Regions from separate parts of the Homo sapiens genome. Here region 2 is linked to region 1. Evidence: chromatin loops called from intact Hi-C (ENCODE). Cell type or tissue: heart left ventricle. All regions are shown on one strand. Links, peaks and the distances in the headings refer to the core of each region. The heading gives the core; the rest is flanking DNA. Region 1 overlaps ALDH3A2 (aldehyde dehydrogenase 3 family member A2). Region 2 has its middle 12 kb from the start of SLC47A2.

Evidence for each region. Hi-C counts contacts between places; a loop is a spot of excess contacts. Peaks named below come from ENCODE experiments on the same cell type or tissue, not always from the same donor. Only the 100,000 strongest peaks of a DNase experiment are listed, where the experiment ranks them.
Region 2: a loop joins it to region 1, with 4 times the contacts of the local background. A loop is called at or near these places in 8 of 110 quality-filtered maps.

The regions. Positions count from the first base shown.
Region 1 is chr17:19,660,514-19,668,849 of GRCh38, reverse strand. ALDH3A2 (aldehyde dehydrogenase 3 family member A2) reads right to left here. Exons shown (of 10, transcript NM_000382.3): 6 at 7,582-7,723; 7 at 5,351-5,517; 8 at 3,803-3,902. It also overlaps the pseudogene LOC124900397. Among named protein-coding and RNA genes, the nearest start is that of ALDH3A2, 16 kb to the right of the region's middle. RefSeq lists an enhancer at 4,401-4,902. In heart left ventricle, for the core only: no CTCF peak of the experiment used is centred there; no DNase peak of the experiment used is centred there; H3K27ac peaks cover 319 bases.
Region 2 is chr17:19,724,347-19,732,682 of GRCh38, reverse strand. No RefSeq gene overlaps it. Among named protein-coding and RNA genes, the nearest start is that of SLC47A2, 12 kb to the right of the region's middle. In heart left ventricle, for the core only: no CTCF peak of the experiment used is centred there; a DNase peak (open chromatin) is centred at 4,482; H3K4me3 peaks cover 528 bases; H3K27ac peaks cover 2,661 bases.

The sequences.
Region 1 (8,336 bases), core at 11-8,010:
GTGCACTCTCTGCTCACTGCAACCTCCGCCTCCAGGGTTCAAGTGATTCTACTGCCTCAGCCTCCTAAGTAGCTGGGATTACAGGTGGTGCCGCCACACCCAGCTAATTTTTTGTATTTTTAGTAGAGACGGGGTTTCACCATGTTAGCCAGGTGCCTTGGCCTCCCCAAGTGCTGGGATTACAGGTGTGTGCAACCGCACCCAGCCTACAGATGATATTTATATAATAATGAAATAGGGAAAGCTTTTCTAAGCCTACTTTCCAAATCGGAAACCAAAAAACAAAAAGCCACACAGGCTTAGGCCAGATGTGGTGGCTCATGCCTGTAATCCCAGCACTTTGGGAGGCTAAGGCAGGTGGATCACCTGAGATCAGGAGTTGAGGACCAGCCTGGCCAACATGGTGAGACCCCATCTCTACTAAAACTACAAAAATTAGGTAGGAGTGGTGTCGGGTGCCTGTAATCCCAGCTACTTGGGAGGTTGGGGCAGGAGAATTGCTTGAAGCCAGGAGTCAGAGGTTGCAATGAACCGAGGTCGCGCCATTGCACTCCACCCTGGGTGACAGAGTGAGACTCTGTCTCTAAATAAATAAACGCTTCAAATCATAGATAAAATTAAAAGAAAAATTAAAATCTGGAAAGGGATATGTATTACAGATAGGACTGAGGATTTTCTTACTTATAAAAAAGGCTATTTATATACCAATAATAAGGAAGATGTGAACACAGCAAAAATATCAAAGGACATAAATAGAAAATTCATGAGAGTGGTAAAAAAAATTCAAACTCACTAATAATCAAAGGAGTACAAATTGAAATGAGACCCTTTTCTGTCTAGAAATTTAATAATGGAATAATCCAGAATTGGGGATATAAGGAAGTAAACACTCATATACTGATCATGGGAATATAAAGTGGCAGAAATCTGCAAAGACACTTGAAATATCTATCAAAAGTCTTAAAGAGAAGCATTTCTAAAGAAAAACCTAGGCTGGGTGCGATGGCTCACACCTGTAATCCCAGCACTTTGGGAGGCCAAGGCAAGTGGATCTCTTGAGCCCAGGAGTTTGAGACCAGGCTGGCTAACATGGCAAAACCGTGTCTCTACTAAAAATACAAAAATTAGCTGGGCCTGGTGGCACACACCTGTAGTTCCAGCTACTTGGGAGGCTGAGCCAGGAGAATTGCTAGAACCCAGGAGTTGGAGGTTGCAATGAGCTGAGATCACACCACTGCACTCCAGCTTAGGTGACAGGGAGTCTCAGTCTCGATAAAAAGAAAAAAAAAAGAAAAATCTAAACTATATGCCAAAATATTAAAAAGTTTAACTGTTTAGACTTTTTGCCACTGTGTCTATATTACTTTGAGAATTAGAAGAAAAAAGCATTTTTTTCAATTTGGAAAATTGTATAAGCCCTTTTAACAGAGTAATTACACTTGTAGACATTTTTCCTAAAGAAATAATCAGAGATTGCATAAAGATACATTATATAAGAATCGTAATACCAAAAAAATTGAAATCACAAAAATCTAATACTGGGAATTGGTTACATAAATATGCCACATTCATATGATGGAAAAGTATGCAGCTACTAAAATTATGACATGCAAGAATATTGACATGGAAAAGTGTCACACTATTCTGTCACATACAGGGTACAGAACAATATATAGTATGATACCTTTTTGAATAGAATATTCAGATGACCGTGTATATGTGTGTGCATATGTGTGCAAGACATATACCAGTTATCTTTACATAGTGGGGTTATGGGTAATATAAATGTTTATTCTTTGGGCTCTTCTATCTTTTCCAAGTTTTCTTAAAAAGCCTGTATTCTTTTTACATTTGGGGGTCAAGGCTTGTTTTTATTTTTTATTTTTATTTTTTTACAGCATGGCCACTATAATAATGTATTATATGCCTGAAATTTGCTAAGAGAGTAAACCTGTTTTTTTCTTTTGCATCTTCTTTTTGTATTTTTAATTTTTGTGGGTATATAATAGGTTGCTTGTTTTATTTTATTATTTTTATTTATTTATTTATTTATTTATTTATTTATTTATTTTGAGATCGGAGTCTCGCTCTGTTTGCCAGGTTTGAGTGCAGTGGCGCAATCTCAGCTCACTGCAACCTCCACCTCCCTGGTTCAAGCAATTCTCCTGCCTCAGCCTCCCTGGTAGCTGGGACTACAGGCACGCACCACCACACCCAGCTAACATTTGTATTTTTAGTAGAGATGGGGTTTCACCATGTTGGCCAGGCTGGTCTGGAACTCCTGACCTCAAGTGATCCACCCACCTCGGCCTCCCAAAGTGCTGGGATTACAGGCATGAGCCACTGCGCCCAGCCTTGTTTTGTTTTAAATAAGATGGTATAGTCAATGATGCCACAGGCTATCTTGTCAAGTAGGACAGGGACTGAACCCAAGTCACTTAGATTTGCAATTAGAGGGCAGTGGAGACACCATATGGAACAATTACCGAGTTGATTACTGCACTAGCACAGTGGATGCCAGGATCCTATGTGGTGAGCTGAGGAACAGAGACAACAGAGTCCAATCTTTTAAGCATTTGGGCTACAAAACTATTACTTACTCCAGCCAAAATCCCAGGAGTCATCCTCTCTCATTCACCCCCTCCTCCAACATTCACTCCATCAGCCAATCCTGCTGCTTGATCCCAAAAATACCCCCTTCCCTTTCCACTATCTCCCCTGCTACCACCCTCTACAAGCCACCACCATTTCCAATTTGGATCTGGCAATACCTACCAATTGGCCTCTTCCCGCCTGTCCCTCACTCATGTCAGTCACTGTGCTGGGTGCTGGCAATATGTTTACCTCCTAGACAAGGACCTGTGGCTATATAGGTCAAGGCTCCTTGGTCATAGGACAAGGTTTCCTTAACCAGGAACAGATGGTCCTGCCAAACTGGGCCATCGCATCCCATGGAGCAACTGACTTAGGACGGTATTACAAAGGGAGAGGATAGAACAGGGCTTTAAGACAGTGGCTTTTCTGGTTGGGTTTTTGTTATGAGAATGTTTACATATCGGCTATTTTGTAATAGCTCTAGTAGAGAGTAGAAAAGCCCACCTAGCCTAGGTCCCAAAGGAGAAATAAAAAGCTGAGTCAGTCATCTCACATGTGGGAGAGGCAGGCAGGTCATGTTCTAAAGGGAAAAGCAAGGATCAGGCTATGTCCACAAAGCTTCACTTGGAATGAATTTCTTTCTGCCCATCCTCTCTAGAACAGGGGGAGTCCCGTTTTACTCAAATCACAAAACAATTCAAGGAGAGGCTGCTCCTCCCAACAAAGGGCTGGGGAACAATGCAGGTAAGAACTGAGCAGAAAACAAAGGCACATTAGAAAACCCCTCTACCTTCTGTCCCTGGTATTCCGAACCTTTCATTTGCTACTTCATTAAACACACACACCACACACACACACACACACACACACACACACACGAAGAGAGATCTTCTTAATTAATTTGAGACCTGATTCTTGGTTCCCAAATCTCCTAAATGTGGCAGGATAACAAAATCAACGAAGTGAACAAAGCTGTGGTCAGTCAGTGCTGCTGACAGAAAGAGAGTGACAAGACATTTGCCCTATGCTGGAGGGGTGGGTGGGGAAGCAGGAAAACCAGTCAACTGGGTGACCAGGAAAAGGTCTCCCTCAGGAGAGGACAATCAGGGTACGCAACAGCTGGCTATTTCAGCAGCCCATACAATCCACTCATGAAATGGTGGTGCTTTTGAAATATCTACTACAAGCAGGAGAAAATAAGACTCACCCACTCCTCCAAATGGGAAAGAGTTGAGCGTGAAGTGCATAATGACGTCATTGCCTGTGACACCTCCACTGGATGTCTCATCAATCATCCGTTTGATGAGCTGAGGACAGACCAAAGGTGTCCAGGTCAGTGAAGTTGCCCCTTAGGGAACACTCATGGCCCCACCACACAGAGGGCTGTGTGCTCAGTTATGTGCTCAAAGCATGCACATTCTGGCTTTGTGTCAGTGAAAATTCTCGAGTTTGGGGACACCATGCCAGATAGACAAACAATCTCAACTGGTTAATTTAGCAAAGTGACTGATACCCAACTTCTCAGACACACATCTAGTGCACAAAAGGAGGCAGCTCCAAACCTCTGGGCCTACTCAGCCACAACCTGGAGTTGTACTCCCCAACACAGCAGCAAAAGACTCTTTAAAAGGGGACAGCTTAGACTATATTCCAGCTTTAAAAACTGTTATTATTTCTTTCTTATCTCTGCTTTAAATTATAACACATGATTAATAGGTATTATTTAGTCTTTATGAAATGTAAAAATATTTAAGACTTTAGATTTAGCATCCTATTTTTTAAGAAATAAATGGTTGTTTGGCCTAAGGCTCAGAAAAGCACAAGAACACTTGACTAGTAAACGTCATTTACCCTTGGGTGCCAGCAAGCCCTTGACAATTGTTCATGGCAAACGTCAAGTCTGGACTATAGTGACCTCGGGTGACCCACTGCTGGGAAGTGCTCCACACCTGACTTATACCCTGGCCAGCCTACTTTCGGCTTCAGGGTTCCTTCCTGCCCACATTATCCATGGTTTTAAATGTCAAACCATTGTTTTGTTAATAACCCAGTCTTTACTGAGCCCCACACATTTGGTCTCACTTCAAATACCTGTAGCTATCTGTATCTCAATAGTCTCACAAGCTCCAAAAGCTGTCACATGACTATCTATACATTACCATCAGAAGCTCTCCAGAAAACATTTGGGCCATGGTCTCTTAGTAGCGGCTGGTCACCTAGTGACATGAATGAGTGAGCCATGCAGAAAGTGGCAGAACTGCTCAACCAGGTGATGCAGTTCCACCACTCTAACAAGAAGCTAGCGTCATGTTAGAAACTAAAATCCATCATATCACAACCATTTATGTGACAGTGTCGGGGTCTTTGTCCCACACAGTGGGTGTGAATGCCATTTTGTGCAGGCTGTTATTCAGCAATGCCCTGTGGATTAACATCAGAAAAGCATTTAATGCTGGCACATATAAGTCTTCCAATTATACAGGAGATGTTTGTGAATCAAAAACCTTGTGACACTCAACCCTGCAGACTCAGATCTAACCCGAGGGAGGAGGGGAATGGATGCTGTGATAACCCCAGAGTCTCATTAACCAAGACAGCAACCTCGGAACACAACCTCACTTAGTGGATGGACTCTGACATGACACAAAAGAAACCATCATTGTTTCACATTGTTTTTTGCATTGTTTTACAGCAAAGAAGGAACATGACTCTTGACAGTTGCTTATGCTAACTAGCTGTTCTCTCTAAAGCTTACCTTATGGTTATGCGAAAATACATAAAGAGCCAGAGGCTTTTCACGTTCATTTATGAAATTTATGGCCTCATCTACATTTTTCACAGGCACTATTGGAAGAATTGGTCCAAAAATTTCTTCTTGCATCACCTTGGTTTTAGGATCAACATCGGTAAGTACTGTTGGGGCTAAAAAGAAAATAAACAAAATGAAAATGCTTATTAGACAAAAATGCACAACTCTCATATTACATCTCTTTCATTGGGTCACTTATCCATGCCTTTCCCTCTCCCACCCAAGTCATATCTATTGAAAAATCCTGAGCACGTGGATGAACTGTGCACATACTCAATGTCTCCAAAGCCTGTGAATCACAACCCTGCGGATACTTGTGCAAACCAAGGGAACGATACACACTCAAATATATCTTTTTCACATTGAACCCTGTTCACAGCCATGCATGTATTTAACTGTAGATTATACTTAACATTTTTCTGTGGACAGGTTTTTTTTTTGAGATGGAGTTTCGCCCTTGTTGCCCAGGCTGGAGTGCAATGGTGCCATCTCGGCTCACTGCAACCTCCGCCTCTGGAGTTCAAGTGATTCTCCTGTCTCAGCCTCCCGAGTAGCTGGGATTACAGGCATGCACCACCACGCCCGGCTAGTTTTGTATTTTTAGTAGAGATGAGGTTTCTCCATGTTGGGTCAGGCTGGTCTCGAATGGACAGGTCTTTCTAGGAGCAAAGACAGCTCCTCTGTGAATCAAATCAATACTATTTTTCTTAACTCGAGTGCTTTCATATATATGATCTCATTAACCTTTATTATAACTCTGTTAGACAGATTAAGAAAACAGACTTAAATGGTCAAAATTCCCTAAACCTTAGTCCACTGTTCCATCTACCATGGGGAAGAGGCACAAGAAAGGAGGGTGAAACAGATGCTGGGGAGGCTAGACAAAGTGTCCCAGCATCTGCTGCCAATGTAAGTCACCAACTAGCAGTACTCCAAAAGATGCTGTAAGTAAGAAACTGGCTCGTCAACCAAAAGAGAAGTCATCTGACAATAACAAGTTGGCACTTTTCCTTTACCCCCAGTTTCTAATAGGTTATCTTGGCAATGTGGCTGGGGACAGCTTCTTGCAGCACCACTTCCAGGGGGTATATAAACTGCCACTCCAAATCCATTGCCCACATCTTCCTCAGGTCAGAGAAACAATTTGGGCTGAGTGTCTACTTCCTCTGCATAGCCATGCTCAGGTAAGATGATCCCAGCTCGAAGTCAGGGGAAAGTCCTAATTAGTCTATAAGCTAATCAGGATAGCCCCTTCCTCTTACCATTCATTAGCCTAGAAATAGGCAATGTGGACATGCTGAGGATGGGAGAACAGAGAGGTGAAACAAGTAGAGTCTGTTTTCTCTTTTTTCTACAGATGTATTCCCCAATTCAATCTGGGCTGCCACCAAGAGAGATAGAAGGCACAAGGATTGTTTTCTTTTGCATCCTAGTACAAAGAATCAGGGTTTTTTGATGGTACCACGGGGCCACTGAATTATCTAGCTCAGGAGAACCTCGGGACTGCTAATTATAAGAGAATCAATTCTGCTTATTATTTCATTTTTAAGTTTTTTTTTTTAAAGTTGATTTTTTTTTTTTTGGTGACTTATAGCATCTTATCTGATAAAGGGGATAAGTAAAGCTAGGTGGTGCAGCTTCTTTGCCAGCAAAATGTGTCTAATTTTTCTGTCACCTTATATGTTACTGTAGAAAAATGTGCTTAACATTCAAAGTAATACATATTCAAGGCAAAGAAGAAAAAGCACAAAGAAGGTACACAAATAATAAGGTCAAGCATGATGGACCAAAACATTATTTCTGGAATGGTACCGTCACTGGTTAATTGTGGAATAGTGGCCAAGCTATTTCCTTCTTTGTGCTGTTTTCCCATCCACAAACTACAGATAATTACATCAAGTTCTATTCTGCTTCTCAGGATTGTTAGGAGGAAAAAAGGAGTTATGTGTAAATATGAACAACTGGAGCAACGCTGGTGGCATCATTCAATACACAGAAACACAGACATTTTAAATAGTTTATAACAAAAGCTACAGGTACAGTATACCAGAAAGCAGGATTTAGTACTTTAACAATTAAATGCTATATATTTAATAGTTTATCTAGTGTTAATAAGTAGTGTCAGCAAAAACTGCCAAATTGCCATCTTCCCATAGGAAAAGGAGAATTTCCATTACCTATGTAGCGTGTGGCCTCATCAGTCTCCCCACCAAAAGCTATCTTTTGTCCTTCAAGCAAACTTAGTATCCTCTTAAAATGACGAAGATTGATGATCCTTTCATAATCAGGAGACTCTTTTATATTTTCTCCATAAAATTCCTATTTAAAACAACAGGAGTATATAAATGTCACAAAGACCCACAATTCAATTTCAGTAAGTACAAAATCCAGCCATGCCCCAAAATCAATCTGGTTTTATATCCTCACAGAATCTAACACCCCACCCCTCAAGTAATTTAACAGTAGTATGATAGTAGCAAGTTTCAGCTTTTTGGCAGGTCGAGGACCAGAAAATAAAGCATGCACACACACAGAGATCTGTCATTGTCCATAGTTCCAAAGGTTCTTATGGATCTCTTAGAGTCCACCCACAGGCCTTCACCTCCTGGGGCTGACAGTGGGAGCAGGCTGGGGAAAGAAGTCTTGCTCTGCATCAGAGTTGCCTATTTGTTAGCACATTGGCTGTGCCTGCTTTCCCCCTACAGTAAGTTCGGTAGTTACAGCAGAGACCCTAACATCTGCAAAGCCTGAAATATTTACCATCTAGCCCTTTACAGAAACCATTTGCCAATCTTTGCTCCACTTTGTTGTTTTGGTCTTCTTTGAACTGGTATTTCCACCACTTACACATGATGGTGAAACCACCCGAAGGATCAAAATACAGCTTTGGTAAATTACCAAGGTAAAAGAACGTCAATAATCATACAATCAA
Region 2 (8,336 bases), core at 17-8,016, 64 kb before region 1:
AGCAATTTAAAAAAATTGGTCTAGTCCCAACACCATGATTTAATCTACTGTTTTTTCTTTCTATGACATGGATTAAGGAATGGGCTGGAAAAAAATATTTGCCCAATTATGATTCAACCTTTCCACATAATTGCTATTGTCCAAAACATAAAGACCAAGGATAATCGCAACTCTCGTGTCACCAAGGAGAGCAGGTGACATTTCCGGATTGCACATTGCAATCCATGCCATGCTATGCATGGTGCACAGAAGGGGGCCTACTTCTGCCCAGGAGCCACAGCCATAGCATGCCATTGTTGAGTCCATTGATTGCTCCTGGTGTTTAGATTCTCAGATTAAAAAAAAAATGTATGTAATCCCAGCACTTTGGGAGGCTGAGGCGGGCAGATCATTTGAGGTCAGGAGTTTGAGACCAGCCTAACCAACATGGTGAAACCCCTTCTCTACTAAAATACAAAAATTAGCTGGGTGTGGTGGCAGGTGCCTGTAATCCAGCTACTCTGGAGGCTGAGGCAGGAGAATCGCTTGAACCTAGGAGGTAGATGTTGCAGTGAGCCAAGGTAGCATCTCTACACTCCAGCCTGGGTGACAGAGTGAGACTCTGTCTCAAAACAAACAAACAAAAAAACAAAGCAAAACAAAAGAAAATGTAGAGTCTCTCCCAAACAGGAAACTAAAAGGCAAAGTCTCAAGCCATAAAAGGCTTCCGTCTCTGTTGCATTGCTGATGCCCTCTGTCTCCTGATGTTCTAGAGCAGAAGGGAAGATTGCGCCCACCTATGGGTTCCTCCAGCAGGCAGTCGTGGCGGGGACTGCGCTCGAGGAGCTCACCTTGATGGGAGCGTCTTCGGCAGGACCTGCAGGGTTATGCGGCAGGAACAAGTTAACCTCAGAATGGCGGCGGCTACAGAGGAGGTTGGGGGAGCTCTGCTCCACAAGGTCAACCAGAGAGGAGCTGACAGAGCCTTCACCATCTCAGTGCAGGGCTAGGGGTTCACCAAAGCAGGGAAGGGAGAACTGGAGAGGCCACCCCAGATCACCTCCACTCATAGCCCACTGGCCAGGACCACAGCCCAGAGCTGAAAGGGTTCTGGGAACTGTGGAGGAGCAGTCGTTATTTGTTGAGCAGCAAATGTCCCTGCTGCATGGACAGAGAAAGACAATAAACACAGGAATAAAGTGACATGAGAACTACCCTACAAAGCCAGGCCACGCCATGCAGGTCATGAGGGGTGTGCTGGTGTTTAGAGACCATTGGTTGAGGACTTGCCTGAGGGAAAGGTAGGGCACGGGCCCCTGAGCTCCAACCCTGACCTGCAATGACTCTTGTCCCCTCTCCCCCAACTGCTGCCATCCAGGCAGTTCCCACACCATCTGCCTTGAATGTGGGGCCCCCGGCTCCAGAGCCCTCACTGCTCTGCCGGGACTCCCCTCTACTCCTTGGCCACCTCTCTGCTCATCCCACTTTGGGGTACTCAAGGCTGAGCGGGTGACATTTCCCGGATCCCAATCTGTCAGGATGATGTTGAAATAGCAGCAAACTAAGATTCAAAAAGTTTAAAAAAGGAACTTCACCAGCTCACACTCCAGAAGGCTGCAGGGAGGACTGGTGCCAGGCTTGGACTCAGCTCCGCCTCTGCTGTGGGCCAGCCCTGCCCAGGGGACAGCAGGGTGGCTCCTTCTCTGAGTCCCCTTCTTTCCCAAAATTTCTCTGGAGTCACCTTGAGTGGCTGGACTGACTGCCTGGACTGAGCAAGCGTGGCAAACACTGCTGTTGCCTGTGCAAATCTGTTCCTCCTCCCTCATTGTTAACAGAATTCAATTTTGAAAATTTCTTTAAAAATGATGATGCTTAGGATCCTGAGATTTTCATCCTATGTTCTAGGCTAGAGCCAGGGCATCACTATATCTGGGTTATATGTTATTTGTTTGTTTTTTGTTTTTTGTTTTAGACAGAGTCTCACTCTGTCACCCAGGCTGGAGTGCAGTGGCACAATCTTGGCTCACTGCAAACTTCACCTCCCGGGTTCAAGTGATTCTCCTGCCTCAGCCTCCCGAGTAGCTGGAATTACAGGTGTGTACCACCACGCCCAGCTAATTTTTGTATTTTTAGTAGAGATGGGGTTTCACCATGTTGGTCAGGCTGGTCTCGAACTCTTGGCCTCAAGTGATCCACTCACCTTGGCCTCCCAAAGTGCTGGGATTACAGGCGTGCACCACCACGCCCAGCTAATTTTTAGTAGAGTATTTTTAGTAGAGATGGTGTTTCACCATGTTGGCCAGGCTGGTCTCAAACTCCCGACATCAAGTGATCTGCCCGCCTCAGCCTCTCAGAGTGCTGTGATTACAGGCACCTGCCCGGCCCCTCAGGCCTTTTTTGTAAGGGCACTAATCACCTCCCAAAGGCCCCAAACTCCTAATACCATCACACTGGGGACAAGGATTTCAACACCTGAATGCTTAGGGGGACACAAACATTCAGATCATAGCACCAATAAAAACAGATGCACAAGAAAGGGCGACCCCTCTCCCGCCAGAGAGTGGCATGTCTGGTTGTGAACTTGGAATGCACAGCCATCTTGTGGCCATGAGGACAGCCCTGAGGCGAGGCCGGCGGGCTGAGACCGGCTTAGTAGGGAGATGATGCCCCTGGGCTGCTCTGGGATGTGAATGAGCTGCTGGAGCTGCCTTCCCTTTAACAAATTTTCTTTTCCTCAAGCCATTTTGCCATTTTGAAGCATTTCCCATTACTTACATCTGAGAGCCTCTTATCTCTCCTCCTCTTACCGCTTGGTGTACTCCTTGTTCCAGTGTCTCCTGAACAGGGCGGGCTTGTTCTCCTGAGACTTCTGCTTAGACCTCCCAGCACCTCCTCCCTCCAAGTCTCTTCCTCCCCAGGACTGCAGGGCGTCAGCAGGGCCTCCAGACTGTAGACACCCGCGCAACGCCAGTCTTTGTGCAGATCCCTGCGCACACACACCACCCACCTGAGGCCACCCTGCAACTGTGAAAGTCAAGAACTCCCTGTCGGCCGGGAGCGGTGGCTCACGCCTGTAATGCCAGCACTTTGGGAGGCTGAGGCGGGCGGATCACTTGAGGTCAGGAGTTTGAGTCCAGCCTGGCCAACATGGTGAAACCCCGTCTCTACTAAAAATACAAAATTAGCTGGGCGTGGTGCTGCACACCTGTAGTTCCAGTTATTTGGGAGGCTGAGGCAGGAGTATCGCTTGAACCTGGGAGCTGGAGGTTGCAATGAGCCGAGATCTTGCCATTGCACTCCAGCCTGGGCAACAAGAGCAAAACTCCATCTCAAACAAACAAAACCTTCCTGTCATGGGCTCAATCCAAGGGAAGCTGGGACTGGGAAGCTGGCACTGCCATCACCACTGTAACTGCTTCTTGACACTCACAGAAGCGGCTGCTGGATAAGAGATCACTAGTGCAGGAAACCCAGCAACCAAAGCAGCCAACTCTTTTTTTTTTTTTCTTTTTTTTGAGACAGAGTCTCCCTCTGTCACCCAGGCTGGAGTGCAGTGGCTTGATCTCAGCTCACCACAACCTCCGCCTCCTGGGTTCGAGTGATTCTCCTGCCTCAGCCTCCCCAGTAGCTGGGATTACAGGCGCCTGCCACCACGCCCGGCTAATTAATTTTTTTTTTTTTTTAGTAGAGACAGGGTTTCAGCATGTTGGTCAGGTTGGTCTCAAACTCCTGACCTTGTGATCTACCCTTCTCGGCCTCCCAAAGTGCTGGGATTACAGGCGTGAGCCACCGCGCCTGGCCCGAAGCAGCCAACTCTCACACAAGTGCATCTGAAGTGCAGAACTTCATTCTTCCCTGGAACCCTGCCCCAGGGGAGTCTGGGAAATGTGGGTTTTAGCTGCTGCTGCATAGAGAGCTGTGAGCAGGAGGTGGAAGGGAAGCTGAGGGCCAAGTGATCGATCATACCCAACCATGTGAACGTGGGTGGCTGGCCCACCCCCGGGCCTATCTTTCAGCTACTAATTGGTTACCTCAGTGTTTGCCTCCTAGGGTTGGTGTGGATTAAATGAGATTGTGCAGGTAAAGCACTTGCGCCTAATCGGGGGCTAATGAATATTAGTTCTTATTATTTCCAATACTTTTTCCTTCTAGCTCTGTGGTTCTCCAAGCCTGAGCTGCTCAGACCTCTGAAATGGGCCCCAGAGGTCACTGGAGAGTTTGCAGAAGGTTCAGAAAGAATAGTCCTGAGAGGGATGACCCAGGCCCCTGCCTGCCTGGACACACCACTGTCTGCGCCCAGGCCTCTCTCTCAGCTATGCCAAGCAGCCGCTGATTCTCCAGCCAAGGGTGTTATATAAGCTTCATCTTTTCCTTTGTTTACAGGAAATTTTGAAAACACCAACTGGGCTTGGCCTGAGCTCCTTCATTCCTAAAGGCAACAGAAATTGTTTGGGCAGGAGAGGCAGCCACACGCAAAGCAGCTGCCCTGGCACAGGGCCAGGCCTTGCAGGACAGGCAGCTGCTGGCAATCGTGAGGTCAGGCACTCTTGTCGTTCAGGGCCAGGATCTGCGGTGCCTGGGGGAAGCCGTGTACTTCTGGATGTGCAGCTTTCACCCACACCCATTGGGCCCTGCCTTGGTTTCCCTGCCTGATGCTGCAGTTCTCTGCCATGATGGCAGCTCTCCACCCTGCCAGACCCTGCCTCTGGGAGGCCTGGGATGACCTGGGAGCACTTTCTAGGGTTCTGCCAACAGCTCAGACAGATCTCAGCCTCTTAGCAGAGCAGGAGGAGTAGGAGGCACCTCAGCCTGGGTGGGGTGGGAGGACAAGGGCAGATGGGAAGGAGATATCCCCTCTTCTCTGCTTTGACCCACGCTTCTAAGTGGACAGGTGGGGGAAAGCTCACACCCTTCGTTTCCTCACATGACAATGGGGCTGTGCAGGTGCCAAGCTTCCCGAACAACTGCCTTGCCCATCCTAGGAAAGTTGCCTAGGCCTGGTCCCCGGGAACTGCTTTAATGGAACATCTTCTATTTGAGCCAGGGCCAGACATGATCTCACAAGTCCTCATGTGATCTGCTGGGAAACAAATGTTTGTTGCTGGTAACTTGTGCTTGAGCAAGACAACAGCTCTCTGTTTCCCAAGGCTTGTATGCCTGATAGAAGTTTACAGGGTAGCTGACTGGTAGAAATTGGCACCAGGAGTAGAAGTTTCTACCAGAAATTCCCAACTGGATTTTCTACACCTTCCCTACCTTGGGAAGGCAAAGGGGTGAGGACAGAGAGACCTAGCCCCGGCTAGACACCCTGACAGTAGGAAGGCTGGGCCTTCCTGACCATTCTGACACTGAGTTCTTTTTCAGGCCAACAGTTGCTAGACAGACAGAAAAAAATATTTTCTTTCTAGTTCTGCTCCTAAACCTGTGCTCACTATGATGTAAGTTGGAGAGGTTTTTCCATAAGCACACATACTGTTACTCCTCTATCCAGTGTCCATGGCAGACATTACAAGTTGATCACCGCACTCTTGTTTGCTTTGCTGAATCCGCTGAATTCACAATATAGCAATGCAGTACAACAGAGTAGAACTGGCAGGCTGGAGAAAAGCTATCTGTCATCCCAGATGAAGTAGAAAGGATGTGCACTTGGATAGGAGACAGACTCAGCCTCATATTCTGAGTCTGCCACTTTCTAGCAGTGTGACCTTGGGCAAGTACTTTCTTTCTCTGAGCTTCAATCCTGTCATTTGTAAAATGGGAATAAGTATATCTGCCTGAAAAGGTTGGCATTAAATGAGATTAAATGAGATGTGTCTCGTGCTGCACAATTAGCACATAATGGAGGCTCCGATTCCTACATATATCATTACATCATCACATACACTCCTACACACCATTCAGACGTATTCTGTGGGGAATTTGTAGAAATGAAAATGCTAAACGCCAAGCCAAAGTTTTCTTTCCAAGCCAAAGGAGTCATCTTCTCCTTCTCCCCCCCCTCCTCCTCGTTCTCCTCCTCTTACTCCTTCTTCAAAAATATTTGTTATGTAACAAAATGTGTTATGCAGATTATTTAACCTACTTAAGAAAAGAAACCTGAGAACTTTTACAGTGTTCATTGATATATAAGTAATGTCTGGGCTACTTACAAATGAGTTTCATCTAGTCTATGTCTTTAAGACATCAGGAGCCAAGGACCCAGAATTTTAGCATGAAAGAAAAAAGGACCATAACATTGGATAAATGTCTACTAGGTTCCAGACACTTACATCTATGTTAGCCTATCTCCTTCTTGTACCAATACTGTATGTCAGGTTTGTTTTTATTTGTATTTTAATCGTGATAAAATACACACAACATAAAATTTACCATCTTGGCTGGGTGAGGTAGCTCACACCTATTATCCCAGCACTTTGGGAGGCCCGGGGCGGGTGGATGGATCATTTGAGGTCAGGAGTTCGAGACCAGCCTGGCCAACATGGTGAAACCCTGTCTCTATTAAAAATACCAAAATTAGCTGGGTGTGGTGGTGCACGCCTGTAATCCCAGCTACTTGGGAGGCTGAGGCAGGAGGATCGATTGAATCCAGGAGGTGGAGGTTGTAGTGAGCAGAGATCACGCCATTGCACTCCAGCCTGGGCGACAGAGACAGACTCCATCTCAAAAAAAAAAAAAAATTACCATCTTACCCGATTTAAGTGTACAGTTCAATAGTTAAATACCTTCACATTGCTGTGCAAGCAGTCTGCAGAACTCTTTTCATCTTGCAAAACTGAAACAATTTACACTTTAAACAACTCCCACCTTCTCTCCAGCCCCTGACAACCACCATTCTACTTTCTGTCTCTTGGAATTTGACGACTCTAAGTCCCTCAGGTAAGTGGAATCACACAGTGTTTGTCCCTTTGTGTCTGGCTTATTTCATTCAGCAAAATGTCCTCAAAGTTCATCCATGTTATATGTGGCATCTGTCAGAATTTCCTTCCTTTTTATGGTTGAGTAGTATTCCGTCATATGCATGTACCGCATTTTGGTGACTCACGCATCTGCTGATGGACACTAGGGCTGTTTCCACCACTGGCTGTAGCGAATAATGCTGCTGTGAACATGGGTGCACAAATATCTTTTTGAGTCCCTGCTTTCAGTTCTTTTGGGTATTTATGGAAATGGAGTTGCTGGATCATATGTAATTTTATTACAAGGAAGGAACAAACTAAAGAGAGTAAATGACTCGCCCAAGGTCAACACAACGAAAAAGTGGCAGAATCAGAATGTAATCCAAGTCTATCTGAAGTGAGCTTAAATTATGTATTTCCTTTCTCTCATTCCAGTTGGGTTAAACAAACAACCTCACGAAGGGCGTGCAGGTATGAGGAGCAGGTGGGGATGTCCTCTTTCCCCGCAGGCTAACATAGGTCTGATGGGTCAAGAAATGGCCTGCTGGGTGGTCTGGAAGCCCCCCTGGCCCTCAGGCTAGGGGTCTGCCTCCTAGCAAGGCCCACGAGGAAGGATGGTAAAGCCAGGCTTTGTTCAGTGGGGTCAGTATGAAGACAGTGAGGTTGTGGATGGGGAGATAGCTGAAGTGGAGACCTCCCGACAGGCCTCACACAGTCAGTCAGGGGTCACGGGTTAGGAGGAACAGATGCCATTCAAACCGTCTCAACTTGAAAAAAAAAAAAAAAGATTGGTCCATCCTGGGAGAGGTGTCCAACCCCCTGCGGCCCGCGCGGAGGCTGTCACGTGGCACACAGGACCACGCCTTCCAGGCCGTGGGCAGGGCCTGTCCGGGGGTCCAGTGTGGGGGCCACGCGTCCTGGGGAGACCTGTGCAGCCCCCGAGGGCAGGGTCCACGGGGAGCGGGTGGGCGCGCTCGCCGCCCCTGAGGGGCTGGCTGACCGGGCGGGGCGTTCCAGGCGGCGGATGTCCCCCGCAGGCCTCGGTATCCGCGCCACCCGCGCCGGAGGCTGCTCTGAGTTAGGACCTGCGGTTAGAGAGAGGCCAGTCGAGTGCTGCGGTGCCAACGCCTGCAGCCCGGGCTCGGGCTTCCTGTTTGCGCGCCCTGGCGGTGTCACGTGCGTGGGCGAAGCCTCGCTTTGACCTCAAAAAGCCCGGTGTTTCATGCCAGCCGGTCTCCGCCCGATGAGGACAGTGGAGTTAAGAGGGATCCCTGCGGCTGGGCACCCAAGTCCCCAGCGCCTGCTCCCTGGACCGCACCTGGGCTGGCTTCACAGACCCCGAATCCTCCCCTTGGCGAGGGCTGACCAAGTTGGGAGGGGATGGCGGGGATAAGCAGTATCAAGTCACTGAGACCTGACAGCCCTGCCAGTGCCTGGAAGGGTAACCTCAGGGACAAATAG